Linked DNA regions of Homo sapiens: region 2 is linked to region 1. Evidence: chromatin contacts called from ENCODE Hi-C or POLR2A ChIA-PET data. All regions are on one chromosome and are shown on one strand. The core of a region is the stretch at or near the end of the contact, and the rest is flanking DNA. Distances in the headings are between cores, read along the strand shown. Region 1 holds the start of STXBP5L (syntaxin binding protein 5L). Region 2 has its middle 36 kb from the start of NDUFB4.

The links. A loop is a pair of places that touch in the nucleus more often than their neighbours do. ChIA-PET counts read pairs that join two places held with the same protein, here RNA polymerase II (POLR2A). Pooled maps may share reads with other maps.
Region 2: a loop to region 1 is called in a map of IMR-90, with 6 times the contacts of the local background. The contact joins the enhancer-like site here to the promoter of STXBP5L in region 1. A Hi-C loop is called at or near these places in 6 of 168 maps with a recorded cell type or tissue (IMR-90, PC-3, dorsolateral prefrontal cortex and 3 more), 6 of 37 single-sample maps with no recorded cell type and 20 of 50 pooled maps. POLR2A ChIA-PET finds 5 or more read pairs at or near these places in 3 of 52 experiments (WTC11 and endothelial cell of umbilical vein).

The regions. Positions count from the first base shown.
Region 1 is chr3:120,906,526-120,909,565 of GRCh38, reverse strand. It overlaps STXBP5L (syntaxin binding protein 5L), which reads right to left and starts at 1,361. Exons shown (of 27, transcript NM_001308330.2): 1 at 1,232-1,361. LOC105374069 (a long non-coding RNA gene) reads left to right here and starts at 1,473. Exons shown (of 6, transcript XR_924399.4): 1 at 1,473-1,537. RefSeq lists a silencer at 1,290-1,529.
Region 2 is chr3:120,558,455-120,561,466 of GRCh38, reverse strand. No RefSeq gene overlaps it. Among named protein-coding and RNA genes, the nearest start is that of NDUFB4, 36 kb to the left of the region's middle. Within about 2 kb of position 1,651, at least 29 of the 41 ENCODE cell types and tissues checked have a DNase peak (open chromatin) inside an H3K27ac peak, as active enhancers do; they include IMR-90, PC-3, dorsolateral prefrontal cortex and 1 more, where a contact is called at or near this core.

The sequences.
Region 1 (3,040 bases), core at 112-2,611:
GAGAAATACAAAGGAAAAAAAGGGAAAGAGGTGACTTAACACGTGCAATTAGACCTTGGTAAAAGCCTTTCTCTTTTCATTAGTCAAGTCAGTCCCCATTTTATGAGCATTGGTTACGACCGACTGGAAAAAAAGAGTCAGGATTCGTTTTGCCAAATTTTAATTCTAAAAAGCATATCCTTTTTAAAAAAAGATAAATATAACACAACTCCAAAAGCAACAGTATTCCCTCCTCACACATCAGATTTTCAAGGACTGTATCCCCAGCTGTAACTACGCTTTATCAGCACTGGGGTAAAAATAAAAGGCAGTGTCATCATCGTCATTAGCATTATATCATCATTATTATACAATCAAACCAGAGTTCAACAGACCAAGACTCTGTCTCTCTCTTAAGGGCGGACTTTCCTTCTTCGAAACGTTCGGCTCAGAGTATTTTATTTTCAGAAAAACGACGTTGGGGGAGCCGGTATTTACTCTGCCACCACCTTCCGGGCTCTTCCCCCATCAGCTTCAACGCTTCCTTTTTTGTCACTATGAAAGGCGGGGAGGGGGGTACTTTTTCTAGTCCCCATCCCCCAGCAGCCCGGACCCCAAAACATCTGCGAGTGACCCACAGCAACAGCTGCCGGGGAGGGGGGGAGGAGGAGAACGGCGACACCGTCTGTTTCCACTTGTCCCTCCGCCTCCCCCTCACCTCCCCCTCATCTCCCTCCCCGCGTCCTCTTTCCCCCCTCTCCCCATCTCCTGCTCCCCTCCCTCCACCTCTGCCCGCAGCCGCCGCCGCGCTCTCCCGCCTGTTCGCCCGCCCGCCGTCCGCTCTCCCCGCTGCACGGCAGCCGCTCTCGGGGGACGTGAAGCGGTGGCGGCGACGGCTGCGGCCCGAGTCCCGCCTCAGCCTGCTGGGCGCGCAGAGCCGCCGCTCCCGCTGTCCCTCCCCCAGGCCCAGCGCTGAGGCGCGGGGCTCTCGCCCGCCCGCGGGCGCGCGAACACACAAACACCTCACGCCGAGGCATTCGCGCTCCCAGCCAGAACACACACAAACACCCTCACACGGGCATTCGCGCGCTGGTGCGCTCGCTCTCTGTCTCTGTCTCTCTCTGTCTCTCTCTCTCTCAAACACACACACACACTCACACAGACACACACAGGTGCGAGGGAGCCACAGCTGGACGGCGGCAGCGGCGGCGGCGTCCCAGAGGGATGACTATCTGACCCAGGACTTAGGCACCTTCCTCAGACGCCTCTAGCCGCCTGCCAGCCCGGGAAGCTGAGGGGGCCGAGGTAGGCGGGCTCCGGCCGCTTCTCTGGGCCCTCTGGTCGCGGCGCCTGGCGCTCTCCGAGGTCCTAACCGAGCAGTCAGGCTCCAGAGCAGGCTCCGCCCTCCCGCCGTGGGAGGCAGGCCCCGCCCCCGGGCCGGCCCCTAGCTTGCCCCGCCCTGCTTCTTCCCCGGCAAAGCTGGGAGGTGAAGGGGGCGGGGTGCCCGGGGACGTCAAAGGGCGGGAGTAGCTTCGGCGCCAATCCTAGATTCGATAGGGTAAGTTCTGTGGTCTCCAGGGCAGAAGAAATCTGTGGATAGGCCGAAGGTAAAGCCAATGACAGTGGGAGGGGGGAATTTAGAGAAGTAGGTGAGGTATTTGATTGACAGCGGTATTGGCCAGTATGCTGGGGGTCGTGCTCTGGGGGATGTAATTGGCGCTACCTGTTGAAGGACTCAAGTGTGAATCAATAGAATGCCTGCAAGCGTGCGAATTTGGACGCCTGGAGTCTGAGGATGCGGGAAGCGTTGCTTACCTTAGGTATGGCTCTGGACAGTATGGTGAACTGAGCAAGTGTTTTGCACCTTTTCACTTCTGCGAGCCTCTTCCCGGTCTTCAGGAGCATCTATCTGGCTCCCATCACTCTCCTGCTACCTGCACTCAACTTGTATCTGTGATTAACCCCTGCTGTTACCAATAATGGCTTAATGGTTCGTATCTGCCAAGGAGAATTGTATTTCAACAGTTTCAGAATATATAGCCTTCTAGAGCCTAAGGAATTGATTGCTTACCTTGCTCTCTAGTAAGTAGAATTACTCCTTCCCCATCATCCTCACATATACAAAGATATTTAATTTCTTTAAAGAAATATTTCTCACTCTGTAAACCGTATCAAGAATATATTTTAAGCTATTTCTGTGAGTCACAATAATCATTTTGAAAGATGTATTATTCAGTGCAGAAAAAAAAACTGTATCAGGATAGATTTGGTTCTGAGCCCTCACCTGCTATTGACTTCGGGAAAATTTGGACCCCGATGTCTTTGCGAAATGAATGGCAGTTCAGCGGGTCACAGCTAACTGAGACTTCAATTTGGGCATCACAACAGAACTCATTAGTGATCATTTCAAATATTGTCTTACATCTTACAATCTTTGACCTCTTTTTTTCTTTTCTTCTTTTTCTTCTTTTTCACCTCTCCTCTTCTCTCTCTCTCTTTTCTCTCAATCAAGGGAGAGAGTGGGAAGGAGGAAGCAGGAGACTTGAAGGATGATGACTTGTCCAAGGACATAGCAAAGAAATGGTAAAGATGAAATAGAGCTCAGTTTTTCAGATCCTCAGCTCAACGTTGAATCTTTCTGTCCTGAATGACTATTTCACTCCTTTTGGGACTCCCTACACTGCTGGTAGTCTCTCATTGCCACAGCTAGACAGTAACCTTCTTGAAGGCAAGCATGGAATTGTATATTTCTCCTAGATTATTTAGCACCAGGCACAATATTTCACTTAAAATAGGCACGTAAAGGGTTCTGAAGAGTTGGTTTATTAATATTTTTTATTAAAGATATATGAGTTGGTACCCAATTACATAATGTTTGAAAGGGGTAAAAATAATGGTGGAAATAAGTGATATGTCTGACACAAACTAGATCTTGGTAGGGTTCCAAATTCTGTATTGGGTCCCTAACAACAGGTATCTTTTTACTCTTTTCCACCTTTTTTCTTCTCTTCTTCCTGGCCCATTGCTCACCTCAAAGTATGGACGCTAGTTAAGGATAAAG
Region 2 (3,012 bases), core at 402-2,901, 350 kb after region 1:
CCCACTATCTGTTCTACAGTCTTCCGTTTATAACTGAAGTCTGCCCTCTGCTGGTCACAAGCAGCCCAGACCCACAACTCGGGGCCGCTGAGCAGGTCTCTTCTAAAATCATTCTCCAGGAGCATTTTAGCAATTGCTACAATTTATTCAGCTATAGAACACAAAGTAATGTCATCTTCTGCAGAGCGTTCCCTTTTTATTTTTTATCCTTTGATGTTTGTGGGTTTTTTTCCTTTTATTCAACAGAAGCAGAACTGGGCCCGTTTCAGTTATTTATGAGCCATCTTCATTCGTGATAAATAACCATAATATGTATTTATGCAGTGCCTGCCAAGGCCCCTCTGCTCCTATTGACTCATGAGTCACTAAAATACTTTTCTATGGTAGAAGTGGACAAGGGCTATTCAAGATAGGAGATAATACAACTTACGGGCTGTCAGATGTCTAGTAATTTTTCAGCAGTGCTTTGCAGATTGATGTTGAGTCAAGAAAGACCTAGAGCCTGACTCTCCTCAAACTCTATGAGATATCTCTTAGTCCTGTTAGAAATCTGCAAGGCATCAGACATTTGGATCCCCAAGCAGATATGCCAACATCCTCTTCCCCTTCCTTCCACAAAAGCACTCTGACCGGAAAAGCAGATCCAGGAGCAACAGGAAAGGTGAGTAGGGGAGGAAGCCAGAGCCCAGAGCTGGGGAACATCACTGACGGTGTGGGCAAAAAGCTGCACTCGTGAAAAGAGGAAAGAGGGCAAGCTGGGAGGGAAGGTGGACAAAAGAAAGAAACAATGGGCGGGGGCCCAGCAGGTAATGAAGATACTAAAGCATGTGACCCCATTTCCCTGAGGGTCACTCCTGCAAGGCAGTTAACTGTAACATCTGTTTAATTCTTCATTACAAAGGAAAGAGAATCCTTTCTGATGTTCTCACCCTGTGCCTCTGACCTTTAAGGTCTCACTCTGTTGCCCAGGCTGGAGTGCGGTGGCACGATCTCAGCTCACTGCAACCTCCGCCATCCAGGCTCAAGCAATCCTCCCACCTCAGCTTTCTGAGTAGCTGGGACCACAGACGCAAGTCGCCATGCCTGTCTAATTTTTGCTTTTTTTTTTTTTTTTTTTTTTTTTTGTGGAGATGGGGTTTTTGCATTTTGCCCAGGCTGGTCTCGAACTCCTGAACTTAAGCCATCTGCCCGCCTCGGCCTCCCACAGTGCTGGGATTACAGGAGTGAGCCACCACTCCCAGCCTGAAAGAACCTGATTTTTAGAGACATAATTTGGGTTTCTAATCTCTGAGGAGATGAGAGTTGCTTACTGTGAGCCCATATACTAGCCAGAGGTCTGGAAACCTGTCCCCATCCCTCAAGGTGATGCCTGTGTCCTGCCAGAATGGGGGGGGGGGGGGGCGTGCCTAAAGCCCCAGTTGCCCCCACTGCTGACCTCAGGGACGCTCCTTGAGGGTCCCACCACCCCTGTCAATCAGTTGGCTGCAGACTCCCGTGTCCTGTTCTTCCTGTTTCCCCCATGCTGCTCTTGCCTTCTCCCTTCCCTCCCACCCTGCCTCTGGACTCTCATTCTCTCCTCCCACATCCCCTCTCTAGCCTTTGTGACTCAAGTCTCAGTCACTTTAGGAAAGACAGGCTCACTGCCCTCTTTATAATCAACCTTCATCTGGTGTGAGGGGGAGGGAGAAGAGAGGGAGAAAGGAGGGAGGGAGAGGGAGAGAGAAACAGGAACCAGGTCTCCTGCGCTTCCTCCCAGAGATAAAGGCTATTCTTAGCAGTAACATAGGCTTGGCATTTGGGGAGACTTGTATTTCTCTCCCTCTCGCCCCAGGGGCTTTGCACATTGCAATTTCTCCTCTCCAAGCAGAGAAGAAAGAGAAGATGAATAGGGAGAGAGATAACGAAAGGAAAGAGGGAGGCGCGCCAGCTGGTGCCCTGAGAGGCTCTTCTGGGGATTTATTTTGGAAGGCTGCTCCGAAGGTCAGAACTGGGCGGGGAAGGGCTCTCACCCCGGCCCCAGAAGGGCAGTTTAATTCTAGCCTCCCTTTTGAGGCAAGAAGACGAAAAGCCAAATGAAATCCCTTTGGGCCTTTCCGCAGCACTTTGTATGTGGCACGTGTTTCATAAATGTTCAGCCAAGCCCCTGCGTGCACTCTCATTAGGCTGGGTCTCTCAGGACTGCCCTCACTGGGCCTTAGGACCTTGGCAGTCAGAGCATTCAAGCGCTGGCATTAGACAGTAGGCTTCAGTGAAGCCAGGAGCTTGGGAAAATACAAAAATAAATAAAAAATAAATAAAAATGTAAAAATGGGGTGTGCAAAGCTCGAGAAATTACGTAATTCGATTTCACCTTGGGCCCAGACGGTGAAGTTCTGCACAGTGGCCAGCAGGGGGCGCTCAGGCAGTGTGTCAGAACCCCAGCGCGCTGGTTGCCCGGAGCCCAACCAAGGGACAAACAAAACAATGCAGCTTTGCGGTTTCTGTTCGGTTTTCAGTTCGGGGAGGCTTAATCCAGGACCGCCTGATCTCTAACCTGGGGTAGCAACTAGCGTCTCGCAGGACACCGTCTTAATAGGCTTTCCTGAATCTCTTGACTAAATTGCTTCCTAGAACTCTGTGTTCCTCCGCACCTAGAAAACGGCTTTTCTCAGCATCTCCCTGTATCTTTCCCTATGTATCTTTTTGTCAGCCTGGTTTTTTTTCGTTATCTGTGTTTCTGGCGTGGTTCTTTCTTTTCTCTCTGTACTATCCTAGGCCTACTAGTAGATGTTAATGAAAAATATATGGAGCTGAACCCACCCACAGGCTGAGCTCTGAAATATTTCAAGATCTGGCAGAATATAACACTTTGAATAAAATTTAAAACATACTGCAAAAGTGGCTAACTCTGCCACATTTGGCTGTGCAGTCATGTCTTTCCTTTTCCCCGTCTCTGTTCTCGGAGTGGGCTGCCGTGCCACCCTACAGCTGCCTCTTCCCCTTGGCTGCCGCCGCTCTTGCCCACCTCCCCCA